Linked DNA regions of Homo sapiens: all the other regions are linked to region 1. The links are chromatin loops, found by intact Hi-C in ENCODE. Cell type or tissue: B cell. All regions are shown on one strand. Region 1 holds the start of SMIM41-AS1 (SMIM41 antisense RNA 1). Region 2 has its middle 2.7 kb from the start of TAMALIN. Region 3 overlaps ACVR1B (activin A receptor type 1B).

Evidence for each region. Hi-C counts contacts between places; a loop is a spot of excess contacts. Peaks named below come from ENCODE experiments on the same cell type or tissue, not always from the same donor. Only the 100,000 strongest peaks of a DNase experiment are listed, where the experiment ranks them.
Region 2: a loop joins it to region 1, with 8 times the contacts of the local background. A loop is called at or near these places in 27 of 110 quality-filtered maps.
Region 3: a loop joins it to region 1, with 10 times the contacts of the local background. A loop is called at or near these places in 27 of 110 quality-filtered maps.

What each region holds. Positions count from the first base shown.
Region 1 is chr12:52,117,580-52,120,079 of GRCh38, reverse strand. SMIM41-AS1 (SMIM41 antisense RNA 1) reads left to right here and starts at 1,862. Exons shown (of 4, transcript XR_007063312.1): 1 at 1,862-2,187. RefSeq lists enhancers at 951-1,000, 1,031-1,090, 1,101-1,240, 1,561-1,800. In B cell, no CTCF peak of the experiment used is centred here; a DNase peak (open chromatin) is centred at 1,449; H3K27ac peaks cover 480 bases.
Region 2 is chr12:52,003,024-52,005,523 of GRCh38, reverse strand. No RefSeq gene overlaps it. Among named protein-coding and RNA genes, the nearest start is that of TAMALIN, 2.7 kb to the left of the region's middle. In B cell, a CTCF peak has its summit at 1,108; DNase peaks (open chromatin) are centred at 763 and 1,283; H3K27ac peaks cover 47 bases.
Region 3 is chr12:51,991,943-51,994,442 of GRCh38, reverse strand. It overlaps ACVR1B (activin A receptor type 1B), which reads right to left. Exons shown (of 9, transcript NM_004302.5): 8 at 2,450-2,500; 9 at 1-458. The coding sequence ends at 333. Among named protein-coding and RNA genes, the nearest start is that of TAMALIN, 14 kb to the left of the region's middle. RefSeq lists a silencer at 1,138-1,247. In B cell, CTCF peaks have their summits at 975 and 1,178 (motif pointing left); a DNase peak (open chromatin) is centred at 1,162.

The DNA of each region.
Region 1 (2,500 bases):
CTTAGCCCCAAGTGAGTGAGGTGCTTCCTCGCAAATGAAAATCTGCGGCCAACCCTGAGTCACTTCTTAAGATGCGGGCTCCCATCAGCTCCCCAACCCCAGCCCCACCCCTGAGTGCCGCCTCCCGAGCTAGGCCTGGAGAGTGCAGACAGGAAGGAAGCGCAGCTGGACCTCACCCAGAGAGGGGGACAGATTATCAGCAGGGTGGGAAGTGCTACAGGGAGCCCTCAAGGGCATCCCGCGTGTGCGGGTGATGCAGGCAGGTGCATGGGGGAGGGTGGGGTGCTACCAAACCCCAAGTGAGCCCTGTTGGAACTGAGCCTGGGGTGAGCCGGTAAACAAAGTGTCGGGAGGCGCTTCAAGCTTCAGGGCCAAGGGCCCCAGAGCATGAAGGTAGAGACAGCCAGGTGGAAGTGGCTGGAGAGGGTGCACATGAGGACAAACAGGAGGAGGGGCAGCAGGAGGGTGAGGTGGTGACAAGGGCGGGGAGGTAACCTGGACCAAGGAGACTGGACTCTAGCAGGAGGGAAATGACCCCCAGGGCGGGCTTAGGCAAAGTAAACATGATCACAGGGCAACATGCTCCCACAGGACTTTCTGCAGTAAGGAAGTGTGGCTATTGAGCCCTTGAAATAATGAGGCTAGTAAGACGCAGGAACTAATTTTTAAACATTATTTCCTTTCAATTAATTTTTTTTTTTTTTGAGACGGAGTCTTGCTTTGTCACCCAGGCTAGAGTGCAGTGGTGCAATCTTGGCTCACCGCAACCTCCACCTCCCGGGTTCAAGCAGTTCTCCTGCCTCAGCCTCCCAAGTAGCTGGGACTACAGGCACGCGACACCACTCCCGGCTAAATTGTGTATCTTTAGTAGAGACGGGGGTTTCACTTTGTTGGCCAGGCTAGTTTCGAACTCCTGACCTCAGGTGATCCACCACCTCAGCCTCCCAAAGTGCTGGGATTACAGGCATGAGCCACTGAGCCTGGCCCCTTTTAATTAATTCAAATGTAAATAGCTGCACCAGTTAGGAGGCTGTGAAGATGGTCCAGGTGAGGGAGGGTAGGGGCCTGAAATGGGGAGGCAAAGAAATGGGGAGGGCATGGACTCTAGGATTGTCAGGGCACTGGCTATTTAATATTTAACTTAACCACTCAGCCAGTACTGAAACAGTTGTTATGGAGGCCTGCGTTCGTGAGACCTGGCATGCCACAAGTGAGTAGAGCCAAGAAATCATGGAGACCCACTGAAAGAGGGGAAGGAATGCTCAGGGCCTTGGAGGTCTCCTGGGGGTCTGGCCGGGGCAATGGGGTGCTTATGTATCATCACTAGGAACAGAAACCCACGATGAATCAGCTTGGAGATGACAAGTGTGGTTTTGAACACATGGAAACTGAGAGGTCTTAGGACATCCCAGTGAAAGCATCTGGTAGGCTGTTCTGTGTATGGCTCTGATGCTCAGGAGGGAACTGAAACTGAAGACAGCCCTGTCAGTCATCAGAGGTCAAAAATCGGCAGCCCATAGGCCAGCTTCAGGTCACAGATGGAGGTTTAGACTGGCTCACACCATTGATCTCCCGAAGTGCTGGGATTACAAGCACTGCGCCTGGCCTCATCCTACCCACCTCTTCTTTTTTTAAAATTTAAGTTTTTCCATTTGCTGTACTTCATGCCAAGTATACACTCCCCTCCTGCCTGTTCCCAAGCCAGGGACCAAGGACTACAGGCCGGTACAGGATTTGCGCTTGGTTAATCAAGCTACAGTGACTTTACATCCAACAGTACCTAACCCGTACACGTTGTTGGGATTGCTGCCAGCTGAGGACAGCTGGTTCACCTGCTTGGACCTGAAAGACGCTTTCTTTCGTATCAGATTAGCTCCCGAGAGCCAGAAGCTGTTTGCCTTTCAGTGGGAAGATCCGGAGTCAGGTATCACTACTCAGTACACTTGGACCCGGCTTCCCCAAGGGTTCCAGAGCTCCCCCACCATCTTCAGGGAGGCGTTGGCTACAGACCTCCAGAAGCTTCCCACCAGAGACCTAGGCTGCGTGTTGCTCCAGTACGTTGATGACCTTTTGCTGAGACACCCCACGGCAGTCAGGTGCGCCAAGGGAACGGATGCCCTACTCCAGCGCCTGGAGGACTGTGGGTATAAGGTGTCCAAGAAAAAAGCTGAGATCTGTCGACAGCAGGTACGTTACTTGGGATTTACTATCCGACACGGGGAATGCAGCCTGGGATCAGAAAGAAAGCAGGTCATTTGCAATCTACTGGAGCCTAAGAGCAGAAGGCAAGTGAGAGAATTCTTAGGAGCTGTGGGGTTTTGTAGACTGTGGATCCCAAACTTTGCAGTATTAGCCAAGCCTTTGTATGAGGTCACAAAGTGGGGGACCGGGAACCTTTTGAATGGGGATCTCAACAACAGCAAGCCTTTCATGAGTTAAAGGAAAAAACTTATGTCAGCCCCAGCCCTGGGGCTACCCGATCTGACAAAGCCTTTTACAT
Region 2 (2,500 bases), 110 kb after region 1:
GCCAGGTACTGGCTGGGCACTGGGGTTACAGAGGCTCTTGGCCTGGTAGGGAGTGGTACCTTGCACATGTGCTGTGTTAGACACGTGGCATAAGGAGCACAGAGGGGCAATGGCCACGTCCACCTGCGAGGCCAGGAAAGACTTTCTGCCTCCTGCCTGTCTCAGTTCTTGCGCCTGGCTCAGTCTTCTTCTCTAGTCTCCTTGACTCTGTGTTCTCCTCCCCACCCCCAGTCCTCTAGGCCCCCATCCCCTACAAGAGGTGTGGGTGGAAGAGGGTGCTTTTCCGCCCCTCAGTGATTGCACAAGTCCAGATGGCAGGATGCTTGTTGGGTGGGGGGCCGGGGTGGATTGAGGACTGCCAGGAGCTAAGAGGTAGCTCTCTTAGTGCCTTCTTCTCCCTCCTCCCACCTCCCGCCTTGGCACCACCAAGTGGCCATCAGCTGAGGGGCCGAGGGGGTGTCAGTGGGGAAACATGGGACTCTATTGTGAAGCATTAGCACAGATGGACCCCAGGACCGTCTGTTGCCTGCTCCTGACAGACAGCATCTGTGGGGGGTGGGAGGGGGAGACGCAAAGCGGAGAGGCAATGATGTATATTCCATTCATTCCATTGCTTATCCCCAAAGGGACCCAGCAAAAGGGCATCTTGCACAACCTCCTCTGTGAAGGAGCCACCCCAGCTATCACAGAGGGTTACCTAATGGACATGTCTCCTTGCCTGAAACCTGGAGAAGTGGATGCCACAGGTGTGGCACAGCCCCTGTGTCTAACAGCCTGTGGAGCCAGTCATCCTTCAGCTGACGTGGAGGCAGACTTCCCCAGTTTATGTAGGGCAGTCCACCTCCAGGCCTCCAAGTGAGTGAACACCACCAGAGGACTGAAATTCGCACCTTGTTTCCTCCTCTTGCTAGGCAGAAAGCCCTAGAGAACCCCAGAGTAAGGGTGGGCCCAGGAAATGCAATTTTTATCAAGTTCTTTGTGTGATTCCTTAAATCCTGGGATTTCAGAGCCAGAAATGGCCTTATGGTCTGGAAAGGATACCGTATGGTCCAAGCCCTCATTTAACAGAAGCAACTGAAGCCAGAGAGAGAAAGACAGAATCATAACAGGGACTAGAACCCACTAGAACCCAAGTCTCTTGACTCCAGAGACTGTTTAATTCAGCTGCTGGTAGCTCCCTGAGAGCTCAGAGATCCCTGCCTGCTTCCTCCTCCCAATTTCCCCAGTTTCTCCAAGGAGGGGCCCCTGGAGCCCAGGATGCCATACTGTGGAGTGGTTATGCCCTCTGGTGGCCATGAGTCTCGGGGGAAAATCTTCAAGCCAGGCGGAAAGGCTGGAAGACTCCACCTGGAATCCCAGCCCTGTTTCAGGATCCCCCACGGCTCCTCTTCCTCCCAAGAGGGCACAACTGGGATGCCAAGCTCCACTTTGGTCACTGAATTCTGGAATCTCACAGCTGTCAGTTAGGAAGTTTTTTGCATCAAAGCTGCTTCTGCTGCAGGTGAAATTCAGCAGGGAGAAGGCAGGCAGCTGGCGGGCTTTGTTGGTGCACTAACCTTCGCATGCCAGGCAGTATATATGAGGCCTCTAAAGCTTTGCCTTCAACTCTCCACAGCTTTCTCCTAAGCTTGAGTCTCTTGGCTAGCATCTGTTCTCATCCTATCCTCTGCAGCCCTTTAAAGCTTGGGCGGTGGGGGAAGCATTCTGCACACCACCTGCAGCTTCATACCAGGATACGTCCCCCTCCTCCTCCCTCCAGGAAGCCTCCCCACAAAACCTCCACCGCTCTGGCTCCTCAGACATCTGTACTCAATCTGTACCTTCTTCCCAAGCCAGCCTCTCTCAGAATGAGCTCTCAGGTTTCCCTCCCTCTGCTCTGCCTGCCCTGGCTCCTGACACTCGTGGCTGGCCTGGGGTGGGGGATTAGACAGTGGGGGCCCAGCTAAAGGACAAGGCCTAGGTAACACCCCTTCTCTTCAGGGCAACCCCTCGCCTGGCTATGTAACAGTCAGCAGCCCCCCATGGAGGAAATTGGGAGAGCTGAGTCTTCCACTGAGCAGCTTAAGCTCTAGGGTACCATGATGAAGTCAGAGCACTAGGGGCTAGTGCTGGCCCCTCTGGAGTCTGACCTAAGTCTCAGAGCTCTAACATGGGCCTTGTCCATCAGTGGGGCCCGGAACTGGCAGAGATGAATAGTTTACTGGGAGTTCCTCACTGGGTACTGTCACTGCTCCTAAGCTGGGGAGGTGGGGGGGAAGAGGGCCTGGGGCCCTGGCTCTCTGGTCTGTCAGGAATGAGGGGCTGGGCCCCCAGTTGCATGACATCACCTCTTGTGGGCGGTGGACAGCTGGTGGGCAGCTGACTGGGCGGGGAGTGGCTGTTTTTCTTCGTGGCTCCTACTGCGCGACCATTTCCATGGGACAGTGTCTGTGCATGTTCGGGGACCTAGAGAGAGAATCTAGCAGTATGGTTGATCTGGCACAGTCCAAAGATCTGATCC
Region 3 (2,500 bases), 130 kb after region 1:
CAAGCGCCCCTGTCATGGCTCCTGGCCACGTGCCAGATGCACCGGGTTTCGCGGGACTTCCCACTACAACCAGTTCGAGGTGTGGCACTGAGTTCTCCACACAATTCGCTCTCAGAGTCTCCATGCCATTAGGAGGTAAATAGAAAAGGTGTCTGTCTCAAACCCAACATGGGAGTGAGCGAGTCTCTCCCGGGCTCTGTCCCTCTTGCGGGCCAGGGCTCCTGGCCACAGAGGGCTGGGCAGAAACGAGAGGTAGGCCTCCATCGTACGCTCAACGCGGCAGCTGTGCGTAGTTCTCGCTGCCAGGAGCTCCGTGTGGAGAGAGGGAGCAGTTAGATCTTCACGTCTTCCTGCACGCTGAGCTGGGAGAGGGTCTTCTTGATGCGCAGGGCCGTCAGGCGGGCTGCGCCGTTGGCATACCAACACTCTCGCATCATCTTCCCCATCACCCGCAGTGCCTGTGCAGAGACCCAGGAGCCATCAGCTCGGTCATGCCCTGGAGAAGCCTTTCTGGTCCCTAGGCTCTCACTCATTTCCCTGCCACCTCCCGCTCAGTGCAGTCTGGCAGATCCACATCCACCCGGCGGCCGACCTTAGGGAAATGCTCTGCAAGGCTCCCTTTGTTCCCTGGCTCTTCCTTTTTTTTTTTTTTTTTTTTTTTTTTTTTTTTTTTTTTTAGAAGGAGTCTCACTCTGTCACCCAGGCTGGAGTGCAGTGGCGCAATCTTGGCTCACCGCAACCTCCGCCTCCCGGGTTCAAGTGATTCTCCTGTCTCAGCCTCCCCAGTAGCTGGGACTACAGGCACACACCACTACGCCCAGCTGATTTTTGTATTTTTAGTAGAGATGGGGTTTTACCATATTGGTTGGCCAGGATGGTCTCGCTCTCTCGACCTTGTGATCTGCCCACCTCGGCCTCCCAAAGTGCTGGGATTACAGGCATGAGCCACCGCGCCAGGCGGCTCTTCCTTTTTAAGGGACAGCTTACACAAGTGAAAGGCAAACGCTGCAGCTAACGGCCAGCTCTTTTGGTCTCACCTGCCCTCTGAAGCAAACCCTGCCCTGAGGGTTCCAAGGAGTGCGGTGAGAAGTGCTGCTCTATGATGCAACACGAAAGCATCAGCTAATATGCAATTCTGTTCTGAAATGCAGAAATGCCCTCTAGTGGTTAGACTCGTTAAAGGCAGAGCCAACCTCTCTACTTGACTAGGTAAGTTCTGGGGCTCTAATGGACGGCAAGGTGACTAGAGTCAACAATACTGTACACCTGAAATGTGCTAACAGTAGGTCTCAACTGCTCTCACTACACACACAAGCAACAAGGTGAGGTGACAGATGTGTTCACTAACTTGTGTGGTAATCATGTCACAATACATACATGTATCAATTCAGCACTTTGTACACCTTTGTTACAATTTCATTTGTCAATCACACCTCGATAGAGTTGGGAAAAAAATAAGTAAAAGGAAATGCAGAACCGCAAGTGAAAAGGAGGCCCATGAGCACTTAGCTAGGCGAAGCCTGTTCCCCTGAACACTCTTAAGACCCTAGAATTCCATGTTTATTAGTACGTATGTCACAAACATGTCCTCATGTCAACTCTTTCCACCAAATGTTGTTTCCCCCACACCCCTGATTTCATCTGCCGTCTCTCCCAAATTCACATTCTCCATCCCAATCCCAGCCCTGTCATACACATCACCTCCTCCCTTCTGAGTTTCTGGAAAGACCACTTTCCTCACAGGCATGTCCTCCTCCTCTGTCTGGTCTCAGGGCTTCTCTTATGGACACCTCCTCCTCACTCTTCCATGGAGCTCAGCTCAGCTCGGGCTCCAGAGCTGCTTTCCTAGTTTGGTGTCTAACAGCTCTGGGTTCAGTTGTCACTTGTTGACCACCTCCCTCATCTGTGTCTTGGAGACAAAGCCTTGTCCTTTTTCTTTTATGAGACAGGGTCTTGCTCTGTTGCCCAGGCTGAAACGCAGTGGCCCAATCATGGCTCACTGCAGCCTTGACCTCCTAGGCTCAAGCAATCCTCCCACCTCAGCCTCCCAAGTACCTGGGACTACAGGTGGTGTGCCACCAAGCCTAATTTTTTATTTCTTGTAGAGATGGGGTCTCCCCACATTGCCCAGGTTTGTCTCGAACTTCTGAGCTCAAGCTATCTTCCTGCCTCAGCCTCTCAAAGCGCTACGATTACAGGCCTATGCCACCACACCAGGCCCAAAGCCTTTTCTTCTTCTAGGCTGTGAACTCCAAATGGCACCCTACAGGGTCCAGGACAAGAGACTGTAGCCCTAAAGGGCTTGGGATATGTAAAATAGCACGTAATAGTAAATAATAACTGACACTCTCAGGGGGCTCCTCTGGGGCCTGACCCCATTGTCAAGAAACCCTTTTCTAAGGTGGAGAAATCAGGCTGATGGGAAAGCCGCAGGAGGCCAGCTTCTTACCTCATAACTCTGCCACCAGTTGGGGATGTTGGGACGCAGCTTCTGATCACA